Linked DNA regions of Homo sapiens: region 1 is linked to region 2. A link is a loop called in an ENCODE intact Hi-C map of the cell type or tissue named here. Cell type or tissue: PC-3. All regions are shown on one strand. Links, peaks and the distances in the headings refer to the core of each region. The heading gives the core; the rest is flanking DNA. Region 1 overlaps LOC105373664 (a long non-coding RNA gene). Region 2 holds the start of LOC124908059 (a long non-coding RNA gene).

Region 1 (11,056 bases), core at 1,470-9,469, 140 kb after region 2:
TGGGGTTTCTATGTTGTGTCAAGTCAAGGTGTCCAGAGAATCAACCAATCAAAACAAAAACAATAACACAGATTTAAGGCCCTGTATTACATTTCACTCATTTAGTGAAAAAAAACAAAAGTCAATGAATAAAAACACAAAAGCTCTATTTATATATTCAAAGATTATTTTTTAGTAATTCAACTTTGAAACTTTGTTAGTATTAACAAGAATTTGCTTTAAGAAACTATTTCTGGCTGGGCACGGTAGCTCTCTCCCAGCACTTTGGGAGATTGTGGTGGGCAGATGACCTGAAGTCAGTTGTTCAAGACCAGCCTGGCCAACATGATGAAACCCCATCTCTACTAAAAAGACAAAAATTAGCCAGGCATGGTGGCTTGTCTGTGATTCCAGCTATTTGAGTGGCTAAGGCAGGAGAACTGCTTGAACTCGGGAGGTAGGGGTTGCAGTCAGCCGAGATCATACCACTGCACTACAGCCTGGGTGACAGAGCAAAACTCTGCCTCAAAGCAAAACAAAATTATTTCTTTCCCAGGCTCAAGCAATCCTGTCACCTCAGCCTCCCAAGTAGCAGGGACCACAGGCACATGCCACCATGCCTAGCTAATTTTTTTTTTTTTTTTTTTTTTTGTTAAGATGTGGTCTCACTCTGCTGCAAGAAACTGTTTCTTAAGACTGCACCCTAAACTCTGGAAATAGATCATATGAATCCCCTTTTTGGTCAGTATCATATTTTAGAAGTGGTATACTCAGATAACAGTGTCATCAAGAATGGGGATTCTCCTTTGAGCCTAGTCTGGTCTGCTTTTTCATAGACGCGACTTTATTTAAAGCCACAATAGCTGCCAACAAGAAAGGCTCAAGTAAGCCGAATCTGATCCAGACTCAGTCATGACGACACCTCTGGGGCCAAAGTGTCCTTCAGTTTCATTCTGATGAAAAAGACCCAGGGAAGAAGCACAAATATGGAAAGGCCAAGGAGAAACGCGGGAGGCCCCTATTCCTGGCTGTGTCCTTTTCTTTTCTGTATCAGCCTGTCTTTTTCAATGCTGAAACAGTGTCTTAATTCTTCCATGTGGCACCAGGAATAAAACTGTACTCTTAAGAAAGAAGATGAAACAACAAGTATATAGCATACAAAAAGCTCTTTGCCGTCATTATATATTTTAATAATAATAACAATATTTGAGAAATATTAGTATCCCCATTATAAAATGAATACATTTAAGTCAAAAAGGGACGATTTATTTTGTCCAGCCTCTTATAGAGATTAAGTGGTGAAACTGAGATTTCAATTCAAATCCTGTGACTCCAAATTTACAGTTCTGTACTGTTTTAATGTCTCTCTAATTAGTCCATTCACACTGAGAAGGGAAAAGATTGATAGAGATTTAAGTAATAATTACTAAAATTACCTGGGAACTTCAAAATATTAATAAAGATTTCTCAACTCCAGCTTTAGCTACTATGTTTGAAAAGATCTAGGGTTTTGTAAGGTGTCTATATATTTTTAAAGTTTTTTCTAAGTAATTGCTGCTGCTCAGCCAGATTTGGGAACTTCTTTAAAGTATTGAGACAGTGTTAAAGAATTTGCAAGAATATTTGCATTTTTCAGAGGAGAAAATAAATCTTTTAAAAGAAGCATTTCTACTCAGAAGTTTTGCATTATGTAGATGGTTTGAGAAGGCATTTTGAGGAGGGGGGCAGGTTTCCTGGCACCTCTAAAATCATGACGTAAAGAGAAATACTCTCCTTTCTCAAAACTGTACTCTTACTTGCATAGCGCATGCATGGATGCTGATTTGAAAAATAAGTCAGTAGGCTGCTTATCATTTCTGGTAGAACATAGTCTACAGAACACATTATTTCAAGATTTAGCTTCATCTTTGTTAGCCGCATGGACTTGAGAAAAAATATTTAGCCTTCTTGGGTCTTAGCTTGTTTGTTCATTAAAGGCAGATATTCACATGTATCTCATGGGGTTATCCCAAGGACAAAACAAGCTGTTGTACAGTGTTTGGCCTAGTAGATATGCAACTAGCATTCATTTTAAAAGGATGTAGACTTTGAACAATAACTGTTTGAACCACAGTGACCTTCTATTTGTCAATGTATCTCATCTTATGTTTTATTTTTCTTAGAAGATGCTGCGAAAATAACTTTCCATGAACAAATTTGTTTGGCCAATATAGAATAACTCTCATTGAGAGATTCATAATAAATAAGTTAAAAATCTTGAAGTTTTTCATGAAAAAGATGAGTTTAAACCATAATTTCTATAAACACATGTAGCTATGGAGACCTTTTCCTTATGGGACACCTATTAATATCATAGAAATGATATCCAAAAATAAAAACTTTGGGAAAAGATTCTCCTTTTATTACAAATGTCTTCACAAACACATACAATTTTGCACTTAGGCAAATTGAGAGAGTGTAAAATGAAACTTCAGAGTGTAGAATTTAATTGTAAGTAGGTATTATACTCACATTGTAATAGAGTAGCAGAAGTGAAATCCATCTATAATATGAGATTCCATGTACAGCTGATTTTTTCCTGTTTGCATGTAAGTGTGAATATCTATGTGTATATGTTTATATGAGTATGTCTTCACGTGCGTGAGTTCGTTTGTATGTGTATGTAGAATCAGGAATATTTTTGTAATTACTATATCAATTTGTGAATGATGTATGAAATGTAATTCCCCGTTCAATAAAAAATGATTTATAATCAGTGCTATGCTGTTATACTCTTTATCTTATATGATAAATCTAGACTTACTACTCTTAGAAAGCCTATTAATTTAAATATCAAATCTAAGAACAAATTTAAAATAAAATACTTTAATTTATTTTCCCACATTCTCTCCTACTCTTCAGAGTTCACCTCTACTGGCTGGTATTTTCTCAGATAACCAGTTTATTTACAAAAATCCAAATAACTGAAAATTATGTTGTACACAAAGCTGTATTTAAGTTCTTTCAACATTTGAGGCAAAGCAACAAGAGATTTGACTTCCTCCAAGACCAACTTAGGGTCACTGCTTGTTTGTTTTCCTTCACATGGGCACTCCAGCCTTCCTTAACATCCAATTTGCTTTCAATCAGTGGGTAGTTAAGCTTCAGAAGGAATCCAGCCAAAATAAGCCATCCTTCTGCCAGGCCCAAAGTCTCCTTTCCTACTACTCTCTCTGGGTTTCCTCTTATAACTTACCCTTCACTTAGTTCCATGGAATTTGCCTGGGCTTTCTGAGGGACAATTAACTTCAGGGAGTCATTTGTATATTTCAAACAAAGTGGCAGAATCACTATTCCTGGAGAAAGTAATTGGCAGAAAAACAAAAAATCAACATGAGGACAAGCCCCTCTTCTTACCTTGGCCTTGTTCATAATGACTTTCTACTGATTCTGAAAATGTGGGTTGCTAGGGATAACCTCTTGACTATGACTGCCTCTCTCTGTCTCCCTCTCTCTGTCTCTGTCTCACTCTCTCTCTCTCTATATATATATACATAAATAATATATGCAATATATTATATATATCTAAAGTGAATGAATTATATACATCATATATAAAATGAATTATATATCTATATATATATATAGAGAGAGAGAATGCACATAATAAAGAGGTGGTCAAATTCATAGTGTAAGAAAATTATTTCACATAAGTTCAGGCTTGTCTAAAGCTGTGGAAGCAAGTGCATCTACCACTGAAGGATACACTGCTCTATGCTTCTTCATTTTTTGTCATTTTCTAAGCAATATATCCAGGTTTATCCACACCCCTACCAGTCTCCAAAACTCAAGTCCTGTACTTTCTCTTTTCTGAACACAAACTTTAATAAAAAAGGACCGTAACACATGCAGCCTACTAAACAACACTGCAGAGACTTTAGCTCACCTGATCTGAAGCATCTACCTGAAGGTACCTTGGTTTTACTTTCTGATTTCTCCCCTTGGGCGCCCCTTTCACTTAACAGGCATCCAACTCACCCATAGCAATCATGAACTACAGAATTTAGGAGTGAGAAACCTTCCCTAAAGATACATCCAAAAATGATTTTTTCTCATATCAAGAGCCCTTTAAAATTCTTTTTTAAAATAACACTTTGAAAAAAATAACATCTGTTTAAATCCTTTTATCATGATTTAAACACATTTTCAGTTATCACATTTTTTTCTTATTTTTTTCTTTTTTTTTAAGTTCTTTTTATACCTGTTACCATGGACACAATGTTGCTTGCCTCAGAGTCTAATTAAAATGGTTCCTTGCTCAGCCAGGGATTTAGAGAAGAATCACGTGTTGGGGGAGTGGCATGAAAATCTGAGGAAACTACTGTTTAGGTTCTCTTGATAGAAATGTTTCTCCTCTACTAAAATCTTCTTTCCATTTTACAAAAAATGTTTTGACCAATAAATTTCCAAAAAGACCCAACACATACTGTTTAGAAAATTATGCCCCAGATTTTAATCTCATATGCCTCTGATCTTTGGGTAGGTTTCCATGGGTTATAAAGCAAGGATCTGGTATCTGTATACCAAATATACAGAAGAGGAGGGGAGAGAGGAAATATACACAGTGGAGGGGAGGGAGGAAATTCCCTTCTTGCTAAAATATTGAATATGTGATAGTGGGTCCAAAGTAGAATTTTTAAAATATATTGACAAAGGAATTTTCTACATTGAAATCCTTCTTCCTGTAAAATCATGCTTTATCTCTTTTTATACAGTTGATTTCCTTATTTTGGACTAAATCTCTTTATTATTTTTGTTAAGAGAAAAATCAAACATTTTAGGTGGTCACAAGCTTTGCTTTAACTTAATTGTGATAATGGCTTTGTGTAATACATCATCATGCAAGCGTGCATTTGAAATGAGATAAGTCAGAAATAATTTCTTTTTTTCCCCTTCAATTATAGTGCACACCATTGACAATGTTGACTACCGGGCTGATCAGAATAGATGATGATAATGGAGAAAGTTTTCATGGTTTTCTAGCAAGAGTATAAGCACAGTACTTAAAATCTTCAGGAGTAGAGAGACTTTACTATTTTATTTATTTTCCAAAGCCCATTCACTTTTGTGATTTTAAAAAATTACATACGATCTTAACATAGTTCTCATATCATCCAGCTTCTTATTAGAGAGAGCTGAAAGGTGTTCCAATGATTATTTAATATGAGCTCCTAATAGTTTGGGCCTGGGAGGTCGAGGCGGCATTGAGCCAATATAATGTCACTGCACTCCAGCCTGTGTGGCAGAGGGAGACCCTGACTCTAATAATAATGATAATAATAATAATGATGATGTGAGCCCCTATCTCTTGAAATCTGTCATGACTTTACAATAAGCTTTACCTGATGGTACATTTAGATGATTCTATGTTGTGTGGTTATTAAACAAACCACATAGAAATGAAATTCTATTGAGCAGCAATGCAGTAACAAGTAGTGGCCCAAGCAGCATCCAGCTAATGAGAAGTTGACTAGATGCTGTGGCAAGACATGAGAATTCAAGCAGAATCTGAGTTAGTTGCTAATAAACTACAAGACATTTTGTTGAACCGTCACACACCCTCTCTAATACCAAAGGGTGGGCCCATAGTCTCTAATTTTCTTCCACTTCCAACATTCTGCTATTCAATTTTCTAGCAACAGCTAAATCAGTACCTCTCAAACTACCAATGACTTAGGCTAGCAATTAAGGATTACATTTCCCTGAAGCATAATCTTACTCATAGATTGGGAGAATTAGTTATGTGAGAGTGAAGAAGGAAATTTTCTGGTAGATGAAACAGACTCTCCATGAATTTTATGATGAACTGTGGAATTTTACAGAACTTGTTTGATTATGGTAGGTCGTTTTGGGTTTTAACCACAAATCCCCAAATGTCCAATTTCTTTGTCGTTAAGGTAACTGTACGATATTAGTTGGTAAATATTGTTTGGTTAACTTCATTTGATTTGTTTGTCTCATTCATATTTCGCATTAAAACTGGTGGTTTTTCATTAAAACACATTGCCTAGGTTTTTAGACATATCCTCTACTGTTGCTGAAAACAAGAAACTTAGTAATTTATTATGTTTTTCCCAAGCAGAGAAAACCGCAGTTTTTACATTGAGCCTATAGGAAAAAAGCGGGGAAAAAATACAACTTACTTCTCATTTAACCCCTAAATTGTTTCTCCTTTGACCATTCTGCTGACTGTTTCATCAAACAATATACCAACGCCTGAGTAAATAATAACTGGTCTGTCCCACACATAGTTTATAACCCACAGAAGCAGGAAAGGTCCTTGTAAGGATGCCAGATGACTCTGGCTTGACTAAGGGACAAAAAAAAAGGCAAATATTTCCAGAAAATCAAGTTTGACCTTACCCTTGGTACTTTGAGAATGAAATTTAAAATGTGAATGGAATTCAATTCACTTATATCTATAGCTATTCTTTCATGGTTAAGAAGGCTATAGGAGTAAGGAAAAGTAATGCATTACCTATATTGTCTTGGTTATACTAAATATATACTTTCTTTTTATTTAATTAGTCACTTTGGTGTGTTTAGTTTCGCATTCAAATTAAGATGAAATCCAAAGTTTGAAAATTAAATTTAACAAAGTTCCAAAGCAAAAGGCCACACTGATTCGAAAAGGTGCTATAATTCACTTAGGGATTCTCCTAATCTAAACAGTATTCATTAATTGAAGAAGTATTTAGTAAGCTTCTTCTATGTGACAGTGCCGCATGAGGTGATTTAGATATAGGGAGGAACAAAAGACAGAAGGATTATTCTCTTACGGAGTTTATATTCTACTGAGAGAGGCAGGTGATCAACAACAACAACCACAACTACAAATATGCAATTTCAGAGAAAAATAAGATTTGTAAAAAAACATTAAAATTAGTTGGGCAAAGCTCTGTTTCTTTAGACTGGAATTTGTGAAGGTAAAATTTAAGCTAACAATGGAATGACAAAGGGAAGCACAGTATATGAAAGTCTGAAAGGGAGAATTTCCAGAAAAGGCCTTTAAGACCGTGGTCAGGAGTTTGAATTTCACTTTAAGAAGGGGGAAGCTTCTGGAGTATTTCAGGCAGTGGAGTGACATACATGATCAGGTTTATACTAGCTAACTCCTACTCATCAGTCAGATCTCAGTCCCAATATCACTTCCTCCAGGAAGCATTCTTTAGTCAACTAGGATCCTTTGTTAGATCCCTTCATGACACTGAGATACTTTTCTCAATTGCATTTTGCCAAAAGTTACAACATTTACTTTCTTTGTCTGCTTGTTTTATTAAATCTCTCTTCTCTATTGGACTCTGAGCTTCGTGAAGTTAGGAACTTTGCTATTGTTTGTCTTGTATATCCCTGTTTCTAGCACAACATCTCAATAAAATTCTTTTAAGCATATGCATAAACAAATGAACTATAAATTAATAAATGAGTAAAACATTATGTGTAAGAATGGAAAAATTTAAAAGTCTAGGAATTACAAATACTAAATATTTGACAGACATTGAGGAAGACAAAAAAGTTAGATAAACTCACTTCTTCTCTAATCCACCTGACTTAGGAAGAAGGAGAGTTGCAGAGTGAAAGTCAAATCAGCCTTGTCCTGAAGCCAAGGGCACAGACATAGATGGATTGATATTCTGACTTTTATTTCTGTTCTTTGCTGATGACCAGATTTATCATACAATAATTATTATAGAACATACATTTAACTGCAAAAGTATGTCCCATATCTGCCTGGAATAATTTTACTCTTTGCTTGGATTAAAGGTTTTCTCTGATATTTCCCAGTGGATTCAGAGAAGACTGGGAAACATATTATCCTTGTTTTTGCTTTCTTCCCGGTTGATGAGTCTATATTCTCCAGGAACACGTCTGCCCATTGTTTTCCTGTCTTTTCAAAGGTGTTAAATATCCACTTATTTAGTGGACAAAAATATCTGTTCTTAGTTCCATTCATAACTAGAAAAAAAGACTTTAGCCAGACTAAGATACAGAAGCAAAAGCCCCTGTAGCAAGAGAGAACATTATAAGAACCAGAATGCGTAGTTGCAGCATAGAGGGGGAGAGAGAGTGTGTCTTCAGGTGTCACAGATATTAGTCCTATAGACAATATAAGAGATTTTATCTGTAAACTAAGAAAAATGGAATATTAAAGAGGAAGAAAATGGGAGAGGTAATGGCATTGTCAATAATTTATTTTTAAATTGCAACTCTGGATTCTCTATGAAAGTGATGGCAGGCAGAACAACAGGTGAGTACCTAATGGCCAAGGTAAGAGATGATGGCACCTTTGACTAGGAAAGTCCCAGTGATGAAAAATAAAGGTAAATACATTAAGAAGATATTAAAGAGGTAAAAGCTACTGTTCTTAGTAATATGTTGTGCAGGAGTAAGGACAGTGTCAAGGATAACCCCTAGATGATGGTGCCATTGACTGAGATAAGGACACTTGGAGGAAAACAAGTTTGAGTTTGTTTTTGTACATAATAAAATTGAGTTCCTTCTGGGACTCAATTGAAAATTTAAAATAGGCAATAAGATATAAGAATCAAGAACTCAGGTGAGAGTAATAGAAATGCACATTTGAAAGTCATCAGCTTATGAATGATAATTGAACTATGTTCAATAAAATTCCCCAGGAAAAACAATATGGTGAGAAGAGGGCCTGGCATTGAGCCTTGAGGAACTTCAGAAAGAAAGAGATAAGGCTACCAAGGACACCCAGAAGAAGGTAAACTTCTGCTTATGTGTTACCTTATACAGGAAAGGGGAAGAGAGTGAGACAGTTTTGATATTCAAATTTATTTATTTAATCAATATATACTAAGCACTGTATTATGATATTACTATAGGTTCTAGAGATTCAAAGAAAAGTAAAACACAATCTGTGACAACACAGCCTTGGTAAAAATCTAAGCAGTTCTCCTAGGACAATCAATTTTAAAAACAGGAAAGTTGACATCAATGTAATCAAATAAAATATTCATTACATTTTTTATTCTCAGATATGTTGCGTTTCACATGACTTCTCTATTTTCTTATGAGAATGCATATATTTGACCAGGAAAGAGAAGACTGTAGTTTAAAAAAACATTATACTACTCTGACCTTTTTGATATTCTATTTTTTGATTGGCTAGATTGGAATATCTTATCATGTCCATCCAAGTAAGGGCAAGACTGTAAACACTATCAACTTGACTAGTCAGCCAATCAAATTATAGGGTGTTATAAAGGTCAAAGCAATACAAAGTGCTACGATAATTTACATAACATATGTGCAGCATTACAAGTCCAATATTTCCTTCAGACAAGGATTGAACAAGAACATAAAGGCCTGTGACTGTTTTCTCCTGACAATGGTAGTAGAAGTGGAAAAAACTTTTGGCAAAATTTTTCGTTGAGATTTCTAGAAATTGCTACTGAAGTTAAAAAGTACGTGTGTGTGTGTTTATGTGTGTATGTATGTATATATATATGTATGTATTAGTTGCATAGCTGACTCCAGGTCTCCTGACTTATAGACTGATTTATTCCTTGCCTCTGTCACTTTCTTGGAACTTGTCTATAAACTTCCTACATTCTACCTAATAAATAATAAATATATATATGTGTGTATACACATATATTCATTATAAGTATATACATATACATATGAATATACATACATTATATATATTCATACATATATTATATATGTATATACATATATTATATGTGTATATACATACATTATATGTGTATATACATATATATAATAAATATATACACATATGTTTATTGCATATGTATGTGTGTATATACATATATTCATCAGTTATTAGAATTATATTTTATATATACACACACATATATATATTCATTAGTTATTAATTGAAGTGGATTCAAGGCAAGAGAAAGGATGTAGGAAGTTCATAGAGAAGTTTCAGGAAAGTAAAAAGAGAGCCAAGGAATAAATCAGTCTGTAAGTCAGGAGACCTAGAGTCTGCTATGCTACTAATTACTTGTGAGACTTAGAAAGGTTATCTGATTTCTTGGACCTTATTTTCTTATTCTTTGAAGGGAGAAATATCTTCATAATTATTGATTTCAATAATAGGTGAAATGATTTTGTTAAGTATTCAACAGTCAGTATGAAATTATCTCTGCCTTCAAAGTACATACAATCTTACAGGACAAAAGATAAGAAAATAAGCACTACTGAGATTAGTTTATGTAGTGAACATCTTACAGTAGATGGCCCCTGCCCTTGTGGAATGATCTACATTTATATTGATGATGATACAAGGTATGTGTAAAATTCTCATGATCTTAATGTTTGTGGGCCATTAAGTTCTAGATTAGAGAAATAGTTCAAGATTCAACAATGAGGCAATAAGAGGCTCAACATATTAGTGATAGAAATGCCATGATTCATCCACATTAAAATTTTTTTGAATTAGCCCCTAAAACCTTCCTACCATTATAGGAAAATAGTGGCTGCTATTCTTCCATTCCCCTGCCATTAACATATTCTAGGCATAATGTGATCTGCTGTGGATTATTTTTTCTTTCTTTGCAATGATACTATTGATGTTGAAATAAACATATATTAAAATGTTAAGAAGGCAGGGAATGGCAGTGGATTGAGTATGATTTTTAAGGACTTTTGCTTTCTAGATCAATCACAGAAATATCAAAGACTAAAAATTCAAAAGTAAAAAGTAACTTGTAATATAGTAAGTTATGCTAATACTAAGTTAAGGTTTGGAGGAATAATACATTTTCTTCGAAAAGTTGCTTTACTTTATGTACTCACAATTTCTCAAGCCAAGTAAAGAGTGAACATATAGAGTAATAAATGACAGTATCCAACTGGCTGTTTTTTACCAAACAAAATTGTAGAAAAAAGACATTTAAAATTAAACACTTATTTCCAATTGCTGAAAAATGACTAGCTGGTAAACAATGAATACTTTACAAATGTTTAATACACATAAAACAAAATAGATTTGTGAGAGCATATTCAGAATCTCTTCTTTGTCTTTTTGTTTTGTAGTAAA
Region 2 (11,056 bases), core at 1,999-9,998:
TGAGCTCAGGAGTTCAAGACCAGCCTGGGCAATATGGAAAACCCCTCTCTCTACAAAAAATTAGCCAGGCTTGGTGGTGCATGCCTGTGATTCCAGCTACTTGGTAGGCTGAGATGGGAGGATTCCTTTGAGTCCAAGATGTCCAGGCTTCAGTGAGTCATGATCCTTCCACTGTACTCCAGACTGGGTGACAGAGCCAGACCCTGTCTCAGATAAGTTAAAAAAAAAAAAAAAAAAAAGTAGCTTGCAATCTTATCCTAACACCCTTAAATTTCAGTAATTAGTCTAATGTCACATTCTCTGAAGTACTTTGGATCAAATAAAATTCATGTTCAACCCTGTCATCATCATCTAACTCTGATGGGAGATTTTCAGCATTTTAGGATTTAGACAGAGATCCAGAGCTTATGTTTTGGAGCATGGCATTCATATTAAAATTTACAGAAGAAGTGTAGTGTCCAATATTTCTCTACATATTACTTGTTTGTTTTTTTGTCTCATGTAATGTTTATGTGAAGAGAGGTTTTTAATCATTTTAGAAAAAATGGATACTATAGAAATATATCAAATATGTCATGTGAAATATAGAAATATATCATGTGACAGATCAAAGAAAACCTGTCAAAGCCCCAAACACCAAAACGTATGGGGCCAAATATTTTATGCTATATATTGAGATTTCTCACAGTGAGAAATCTATTAGACTATTATTTTTAGCAATAAAATTAGGAGTTAACATATATTGGACATTATTGTTTGTGCCACACACTGCCAAGAGCTTTGAATCTCATTGAGTCTTCACAGCATCCCTGTCAGGAAAGCATTTTTATTTTTCCCATTATAAAGATAAGTCAACTGAGATTTAGGGAGATTAATTATCAAAGATCAAATAGCAAACAACAGAACAAGGCAGGGATGTTTCAGAATGACTATGTATGAATTCTTCAAAGTAACAATTTGGTTGGAAATTGCATTGAAAGTAGTATTTTCAGAGAAGCACAAAAAATGAGAATGTATTAATTGTCCAGGTCATAAGTGGGGAGAAGAGGTGCAGTGTTCCCTCTTAATGTTGTTTTGCAGCTGGGATTATTATATTAAGAATAAAATGTTCTAGTAACCCATAGATTGACATTCCCATTCAAAAGAGTGAAAAAAAAGACTGCCATATCCAAATCTTCCCCCAAAACACACGCAATCCATATGGGGCTTGGGCGATCCAGAGCCGAGGTTCAGCACTTTTTCTCTAAGATTGGATTTCATTCTGCTAACAGCGTGTTGGCTGAGTGCCCACTAGCAAGCAATTAAGACTTTGTGCTTTCCTGCATTTTAGTAGCTCTCCTTATGAAACATGCAGCCACATGGGAATAGAAGCTTTGCCAGCACGGGTCACGGTCTGGGAGCAACATCAGGAGAGTTTCTATGCTCTCAGGACTCACAGTCTTCTGGAAGGTTGAGGAGAGGATGGATGGTTGATTGGCTGTGCCTGTAAGAGAAGATGAAGGAGGGAATCTGAGAAATGGAAACTATAGGAAGATATCAAATTAAAGTTAGGAGAAGAAAGTCAAATGCTATTGTGGAACCTAAAAAAAAGAGAGAGATAAAACAATTTCTGAAAATTAAGAAGCAATTGGGTTAAATTAAAAGGGGACAAAAACTGAAGTCTTGATGAGAGTTTCTTACCACTGAACTTGAATGATGTCCTCATTAATTATTTCTTATAACCAACACACATGTGTTGAGTATCTAAAATGTGCCAGATACTGTGCTAAGGACTGGGGATGTAAAGATGAATGAGACATCTTCATGTGAGGGTGGGTAAGAGGAGCAGCAGAGCCCCCAGGCATGTCAGACTCACTGGGTGCTGTGCCATTCTTATGGGCTCTGTGTAAATGGAGGCCTGCCACGGATACTGCTTCTGTCTCCCAGCTGCACTTCACTTTATGTCTGGAAAACATGACTGAGCTGGACCTAAGGTATGGTATCTTAAAAAATTAGGTAGCTTTATATAAAAATAAAATAATCTCCTTGCAAAGAAGCCTTTCACATCTGAAAATCAAATAGGGCACATCAGTGGTTTCCAATCTGATTGATTATTCAAGACCTCCTAGGCATGATTTTACAGTACAGTTTTCTGCTTCCTACTCCTGGAAATTCTAGTTCAATGGATCTAACCAGATATATTCTCATAATATAAGCATTGTCCTGAACAATTCTGAAAAGAACTAAAATCTCAAAAACAGTGTTTTCCGCTTCACAATAGACTTTGTTAGGTTAAAATTAAATAAAGAACTACTGTCTTATCAGATATAACTTGCATATAATGTAGAAAAATTCAAATCAATAAAAAACTGCCCTTTGAATCATTAATACAGTCCCTTGAATAAGCAATCTCAATGGTGTATATGAAAGCAAACTTATACACATTATCTTTTATTACATTAACTGGAGCATAAAGGTATATAATTAGTAATTCATACTTTCTTACTGTTTGAAAAATTGAGCATAAATCAGGTTTATATTGAGTCCTAGTCTCATCAGTGACTTGATGTCTTGACTTTAAGGGCCTTTGGATGTCATGCAAAAATTGCAACTTTATGTAAATTATGGTCTGGATCAAACTATTTCTCAAGTATCTTTAATATGCTCAAAGATCTGAGTCATAAAAATTCTTGGGTTTAAAACATTATTTTTTAATTATATAAATAAAGTCTTATGCAGATTCCTAATGTATCAAAAAAGATAAGAGTGGACCTTTAGACAATAGCAGGGGTGGGGTCCCAGTGCTACCTCTTTGGCCACCATGTTAGCCTCAGTAGGAGCTCCTAACCTCCCTCTGCAGAACTCCGGAGTTCCACAGGGTACAGAGGGAAAACAAAGAGTATCCCATTTTTAACTTTATTTCCAAGAAAATCCCCACAATTTGAATATTATAATGATTCCCTATAGATATGTGAGGTTAGTCCCTAACTGGCTATCCATTTGTTAAATCCCCCAGTGCCTTAGGCCAGTTAAGTGCACACTTGGCCAAATCTGGCCCTCTGGGTCACTCCACTGGGACACTCCAAGTGAGGTAAAAAACACAAGCCTATTTGTCAAACCTAACTAGGTTCAAACCTCTAATCTCCATTCACCAGTTAAATTACCAGGAGCAAGGTAGTGAAATTTCCAGGGTCTTCTTCCCATGGCCTGTAAAGTAGGGATAATAAATTCTACCATTCACTCTGGTTTCCACCTGGTCTTTAGCATAAAGACTAGTGCTTGGTATTTCTCTTCTTGCTTTCTTGGGAATTGATCAGGTTAGGAATTGGCGAAGTTGCTCTAACTCCTTCAGGCCTATTCAGAGCTTATTTCTTTCATGTCTCTACACTACATTTACTTCTTATGATACAAAAGAATAATGAGATTCCATTAACAAAAAATCGCTACAACTTCTTCCATGGAACTGAAGAGAATATCTTATTAAATTCCTGTTTTCTCAAATATGTTGGCCACACCTTAGATTATAATAATTATTTACTATGGTCTTCAGATATGTTTATGTATTAATAATCACAGAAGGTAAGTTTTGTTACACATCACTGCATTTCAATATGCTCTGGAAAGTACACACCTCAACATAGAAATGGTATTGCATATTTAAACATTATTAAATAATGAACACTTATTGTCATGTATAAGCTGCAAGATGGAGGGAGGAGTAAAAAAAGAGTAAGGTGACTTAACACTGTCGTACCTTCAATGGCACTAATGATGTCATGGGAGAAAAAGAGAAAAACTTAAGAAACAGCATAGAGGTCCTTTTGAAAAACCTAAGAATTTTTAAAAATTCTTTGGGTTAAGTAATGAAAGGCAAGGGCAACTAGCTTGTGAACAATCTCCTGAGCAATGTTGTTCTGTGTGTTTACTGGGCTCCCAAGCCTGAAATTATCTTCCCTCTATACCACCTAAATGTGTTCACTTATCCTCAAGCCATCTGAAATCACATTAATTAAACAAATTGTGTTAAATAAAAATGGTTCTTAAAAAAAAAAAAAAAAAACATAGATGAAGCTGTATGTTGGCAAAGAGAAAGAATAAGACCCTCTAAGCAAAGTATATTGTGTGTATAAGGAACGTGTGTGTGTGTGCATGTGTGTGTGTGTGTGTGTGTGTGTGTGCATGCTCACATGCATTCCCTGAGGACTACAAGAGAAACAACAACAATAACAACAAGAATGATGAATGTGTCAGAGGTGGGGGTTCCATCTCATTTTTGAGATTAATTTTTAAGCCAGTATAGGCAAAATAAAGAGTTGTTTAACTCTCACAGCTTACTACATGTTATTTTCAAATGAGTTAGTAGAGTGGCACATGGTCCATATATAGCTTTTGTATAATGACCAGATTTTTCTAAACCATAAATGCAATATAAGTATAAACTAGTGTAACTGAGATATTTATTTATATTTCTATCGGGTAGGACACCTGTTTATACAATTATTTCAATATTGAGAGAAAAATTTCCCCAAATTCTGCATTATCAATGCACTTCACAATGATTTTGCAAGCACCTAGGGCAGAGAACCCAATGTTTTATTTTGGCAAGGGAAGCTCTGTAGAAATATTTGCAATATTTTGTGCTAATCCCTCCACTAGTCACTTTAGTGTGGCAAATATTTGTTCTAGTGGACTTTACTACAGTAACAGAGTACATCAATCTGTTGTTTTAACCTTTTGAAAATAACCTTTGTGTCTTCTTGAAGGAAATAAAGAGTCATTGATGAAACCTTTGAAATTTTCAACTTCTTTGCAATAAGGTACCTGGAAGAGAAATTGGTGCGTTATCTCAAGGGAATAGATTATAGGGAATTGAGTGCATCTCTGCTTACTTTCTTGGCTCATAGCTTTATGGATATCAGGGACCTAAAAAGTAAATGGTGGTCAAAAAGAACAAACATTTATTAGAGCAGTTAGAGAGGACTGGTTTGATATTTGCCAAGTTTCTTCTCAATAACATGTTTGGCAGCTACCAAATGACATGGCCTGCCCAGAGTTGATTTTGACGAAGCCTCTGGGATGTGTTAAAAAGTAAACCAGAGCAAATCACATACTGGAAAGCATAACTCAATCAAGGAAAAATGTATGATTAAGGGTGACATGGGCAAGGAAAGCCTTGCCAGAGCTCAGGGTAAATATTTGTATCAGTGTGAAGAGAAAGCTTCGTGACGCTGATGTCAACCAGCTGGAATTTTCATTGTTTATAAACTTTTGTTGTTAGAGTTGAATTCTGGCAGAAAAGGTACCAAAGAAAGAGCAATTTCCCAGCATGAGAGTTTGAATTGTGATAAGGCAGCTTGACCAGAAACAAATGCAACCATGCAAAGTTTCAGCCACTTTTCCCTTCCAGAATTCTCCTGCCAAGAAGCAACCTTCTTGCCTTAAATCTTACTTTGACAAACTTCATCAGGATTAGTTAAAAGAAAAGTTTTTGGCTTGTTCTGTTTCATAAGAACTTATGGCATCATTTTCCTCAGATAAACATAAAATGGAGAAGAATGTAAATGAATTTCTGTTAAATTTTTGTACAAAAGAATATTGCCATCTGAAGTAGATTTTTAATGATCGAAAATAAACGCCTTGGTATTAAACCCAACTTTGTGAATAGTGTCTATTAACTTTATGACACCAAGCTATTTATTTTTTACCTCAGGGTAGACTATTGTATATTTTTAAATAAAAAAGTACAGCAATTAAAAATATTTGGGCCCTTGATTTAACTCACCAACTATTTCTGTTAAAAAGAAATCTGTATTTTCTCCCTAAGCTGTGTTTTGTTGTACTTTTCAGAACTTTGAAGGTAGCCAAAAGTTATAAATCAAACAATATCACAAGGACATAGGTTTGTATAAAAATTTACAGTAATTCAGAACACATAACTCAACTTTCAGGCAGAAAAAGAGAGATTGTTGGAAACTGATTCCTGACACTTACTCTTCCTCTCAGAAACAGAAGCACATAGATGGTGCTCTATTGGCAAAGAAAGACACCCTGAGTTTCCCATTTCATAGATGGCCTACTAGCAGAAAACTGCAGCATAGATACTCTCTGAATAGTAACCCTTACTTCTCCCTCAAGGTAGCCTGGAAGTTTCAATCCGATCTACTTTCAGTGAGGGCTGAGTAGTGACATTCACTGAACAGGATATGCAAATAACTCAAAATTCCTATCAAATTATCCTTTGTTTTAATAATTTTGTGTTTTACATAAACTTCAATCTGATTGGCCTAAGACATAGCACAATAAAAATTACATTGATATGTTGCTTTTGAGAATCCTGAATTACCTCTATCCAGGAAAAAGAGCAAACTCAGAGACCCTCCATTTGTACACCCTAACATAGAATGAACCGAAGGCTATCCCTGGCAGTGCAGAAACTAGACGCATCATGAACATAACCACATTACCCAGATGCACTAAGAATAGAAACCAAGCCCCTGCTGGTGTAATTAAGAAATCTTTTCTTCCAGTCCTGGGCTTTAGAGACCTGGATCACTAACTAATTCCAATTTAGAATGCTCTTTTGATAAGGGTTTTTGTAAACTAAGAAGTGAGCTGAACATGAAAACTTTACATTATAAGTTTCTGAGCTAGCATGTCCCACTTATGCAGTAGAGTCTCTGGCTTACACTGGCTAAAGAAACAACCTTCAGAGTGTGGCTATTTCTGGGACATCACAATGATGGTGTATTTTCAGGAGCCAAAGAAGTGCCAGTGACTTCCACTGGAATTTGCACATTTCTGTTGCATTGTGGTGCACTCACAGCCTTGGAGCTCAAAGGAATGCACAAAATCCAAACACCATACACAGAGCTAGAAAGCCTGCTAGGTGGGAGTTCTGGGCTCAGACATAGTTAGGCTTTAGTTATAGTAAGTCATGCAAAGATACAAAGGTGACCAGTCTGTCGCTGAGTTACTTCTTCTTATCCCTCTCCTACCTCTCAATGACAGGACATTCACTAGGTCATTCTGTGTTGCGGATTGGGACCCTCGGGCATTATATTTTAATTAAATGGTCAGGTTATTAATGCGTGGAAATCAGTCACTGCAAGTGTTCAGCTACCCATTTTTCATACATAATGCGTCCATATCAACATTATAACAGCCATCTACTAAAGATTTACATGGTCACTTTAAAAGAAGAAGCCTTGATAAATACTTGAATTAAAGATTCTTGGGATCATATTAAGGGACTAAGAGGTCAAGTCTCATTGCTGATTTATTTCCCCTGCTGTGTGGTGATTAAGAAACCACTCAGCCCCTCTGTTTGTAGGTTCAGTTTTGAGTTTCAAAACACAAAATATTTAGTCATGTGTTTATGGTACACTAACATGTACTTAGTATTTTGTTAGAAAGGTAGGAAATTCAGAATATTTTCTTAAAAACTATTGCTATAGTCTAATATCACATGTTTTTCTAGCCTAATCTCCCTTTTTTGTGGCACCAGTGCTGTTATCTTTTGGGAATTCTCCTCCCCTCACTTCAACCTTATGTTACTGCAGAAGGTTAATACAATTTTTAACCTCTTGCCTAGCCACATTTGATTGGTCCAAATTAAAGAAATCAGAGTACTTCCTAAAAATTTGACATAAGAATAAAACTTTCTAGCTCAGTTTAGATGCACTCTTGAATGAAGCAGATGCAAACAAACCTAGGGTCTGTTGGAAGCCTTATACCTCACTGTACACTGAGAATGAGACAAAGCCAGATAGCACCAAAAGGAAAGAATGGAATAGGTAAGGAGAGCTGAAAAAAAATAGTTTGGTTTTTGTGTCCCTGCTACCAGCTAACCCTTGCCTATCTACGTCTTTCTCCATGAGATATTACATTAATGATTTTTTAAAAGACGCTTCTTTTATCATATTCTATACACCTTACTATGTACCCACAAAAATGTTTAAAAAAATATATATTTAAATTAAAAAGACACTTTACTTAAATCAGTTAATTTGGTTTTCTTACCTTCTACAGCCAAGGCCCTCAAGGAAATGATCAAGGTATTTGTTGAATGACTATTGTGTACAAGGCTGATTACATTCAATCTCTTAAGCAATCCTAGAACTTTGAGTAGGCTTATTTCCATTTTAACGATGAAGAAACTAAGTATCAAGGAAGTTAACTAACTTATTCAAGGTCATACATTTAGTCACATCAGAGTGAGTCCAAACTCCATCCTCTTGCACAGCTTGCAAACATCCTTTGGAAATCTTGAGAAAGAAAAATTCTCCTGCATTAAATAATTAGAGAATATGATAAAGTTCTGAATATTATAAGTGGTGTTATGATTACAGATAAAGGAATGTCAATTCAGGATGGAGTACAAAGGAAAAGTGTCTCAGACAGAACCCTCTGAGTTACAAATGAAAGAAAACATGTTCAAACTAACCTATTGACTCAGGAGCTCGAAAATCCAAGGGTTAGTCTTGCTTCTCACATAGCTGGATCTAGAACTCAAAGAAGTCCATCAAGACTCTGTCTCAGTCCCTTGATTGCTTGTCTCATCCTTGGTTTCACTTTTAGGCACACTGACTACAAATATTTGCCCTAAGCATGCTCCAAACGCTTTCAGGGCCTGCAAATGTACATTTTAGGCTTGTGTAAAATAGGGATGCCTGGCTTGAAGTCCTTCCCCTCTCCCTGAATATGGAGCCTAAAAAGGGGCCTATTTTGGGCCCTGGAAACTGACAACTGTTTGGCAGAAAATTCTAGTGTTTTTGTACCAAGGCAGGGGTATGTTTCCGGTAGTCATGTCTCCTTTGCTCCTTAGGAAAGGGCAGGGCAGGGGAGCAAGAGTATGCCTTGGATGGGGACCCTAGTAACCCACATCTAAGAGGAATACTGGGTGGTAACCAGCACCATCAGACTTTTAAGAATTAATAGAAAGTCCAATAAAACATTAACAGACAAAAGTTCTAAAAGTAAAGCCATATAATTAAATCCTATTGGCCAGACTTTGGTCCAGTGCTCAACCTTGGCCTAATTATTATTGCCAGAGGATTGGACTATGCTAATTCGGCAGTCCTGGTTTGGAGGACACATCTGGAACAGGGTGTTGGGGTCAACACCACAGAACCCTACAAACAGAGAGTGGTTGAGTGGTTATGCTGCTACTTCAAGCCACACAATAGACACTGAGCAGGGGAAAAGAACACAGCCTGACTACATAAAAGAGTTATAACTTGAGATAGCAAGAACTATTAGAACAAGACTACTACCGGATTCTGAGCAGTAACCTGAAAATAATAGCCAACATTTATTCAGCACTCAGTATGTGATAAATCACTTTGCTAAGAACCTAAAATATGTCATTTTATTAACGTAAGAACCCTGAGGCCAGGCATGGTGGCTCACAGCTGTAATCGCAGCACTTTGGGAGACCAATGCATGTGGATCACCTGAGGTCAGGAGTTCGAGACCAGCCTGGCCAACATGATGACACCCTGTCTATACTAAAGATACAAAAAATTAGCTGGGTGTGGTGGTGGGCACCTGTAATGCCAGCTACTTGGGAGGCTGAGGCAAGAGAATCACTTGAACCTGGGAGGCAGAGGTTGTAGCAAGCCGAGACCTCACTACTGCACTCCAGCCTGGGCAACAAGAGCAAAACTCTGACAAAAAAAAAACAAACAAACCCTGATATATATATATATATATATATGGTATGTATATATTATTATCTTCATTTTATAAATAAACTAAGGCTTAAAGAAGTTAAGCAAAGTGCTTTGTGACAAAGGTAGGAATAGATCTCAGGACTGTGTAACATCAGCATCTTTTAATTAGCTTCTACAATATGTACAGAATATTCCATTTCTCACACATTCAGCTCTGAACATGTGATGTTATGAAAAAAACATCTGAAAAAAGTCTTGCAGAGTTGTAATTCTAGATCTTCAATTCTATGCCAAGTCAAAGGTGAACACATGAAGATCTCGGTACAAAGATGTTTTCCTCATAAGCCTGTTCCTCTGTAAGAGCTTTGCCTTTAGCTCAAGATAGTAGGTCTGAAGACACTGGAGCCTGAAGTCTCTCCTTGCAGACTCAGAAATTTTTCTATTTTGGTTTGTTTTTATTTTTATTGTCTTTATGGTTTTTTTGGCTACAAACTGTGTAATTTTGTTTGCCCAGGGAAGGGATTTGGGTTTCATACAAGAATCAAAGCTTAAAAATTCTGCTAAACTCTGGCAGATATTTTCATGACTCTCAAAATTCAAGACTGAAAAAAAATCTTTTTCTCTTGTTATTTTTCCTATTTTTACTTTTTTTAAACCAATTTTAGATGGTGATAACACAATTTTTTAAATTCATGGAATTGTGAATCGTTAATGCAGTCAATGGTACAAAATAAAAGTAATATAACATTTGCACATTACAACATATTTTTTTTCTACCTATGGCCCCTCTTTTCCCCATTTGTAATCACGTTTATGAGTTTTGGTGTAGTTTTTTGTACCTTCGTAGTGTTAACAAAAGTATTATGTAAAACTATTCCATCATAAAGTTTAAAACTTTTAGTTCTCATGTCCCTCACTACAGTTTTTCATATGAAGTCAGTCATAGTGGCAGGTATTTCACATTATTTTTTTCTCATTTGAAATCTTGCAAAGTGTGTCTCATCTATTCTTCAACATATTAAAGGGCTAGTTTGGGTGCCAGTAGTCTCTGCAACTTCAGCTAGGTCCAAAGTCCAGCTACAATGACCAAAGCTGACATTCCTGATAGAGCCAGGCATTTATGGAGCAGTCAACTCCTGTCAAGGTCTCAGGGCTGTGGGAGTTAAAGAAATAAAACCCCTGAAATGGGCAAGAACTCATTTACTGTGTCCAGAAGCCATCATATAGAAGAAGAATACCACCTGGAATTTCAGCAGGCAGATGAAGACATGAGTGGGTGTTCATGACATGTGGGTTTGATTCAGATTCAACCTAGGAAAGACGGTAGTGAACAATGCTGATGAACTTTCAACATCTTTGCAATTACGGGGTGATTCTTCTTCTGTACTCAATTCCAAGCTCTGCAG

What was found. Peaks named below come from ENCODE experiments on the same cell type or tissue, not always from the same donor. Only the 100,000 strongest peaks of a DNase experiment are listed, where the experiment ranks them.
Region 1: a loop joins it to region 2, with 3 times the contacts of the local background. A loop is called at or near these places in 2 of 110 quality-filtered maps.

Annotation. Positions count from the first base shown.
Region 1 is chr2:145,618,561-145,629,616 of GRCh38, reverse strand. LOC105373664 (a long non-coding RNA gene) reads left to right here. Exons shown (of 8, transcript XR_923414.2): 2 at 8,655-8,746. Among named protein-coding and RNA genes, the nearest start is that of LINC01966, 740 kb to the right of the region's middle. In PC-3, for the core only: no CTCF peak of the experiment used is centred there; a DNase peak (open chromatin) is centred at 6,286; H3K4me3 peaks cover 582 bases; H3K27ac peaks cover 2,363 bases.
Region 2 is chr2:145,755,130-145,766,185 of GRCh38, reverse strand. LOC124908059 (a long non-coding RNA gene) reads right to left here and starts at 8,525. Exons shown (of 2, transcript XR_007088682.1): 1 at 8,423-8,525; 2 at 1-1,483. In PC-3, for the core only: a CTCF peak has its summit at 6,454; a DNase peak (open chromatin) is centred at 5,125; H3K27ac peaks cover 1,537 bases.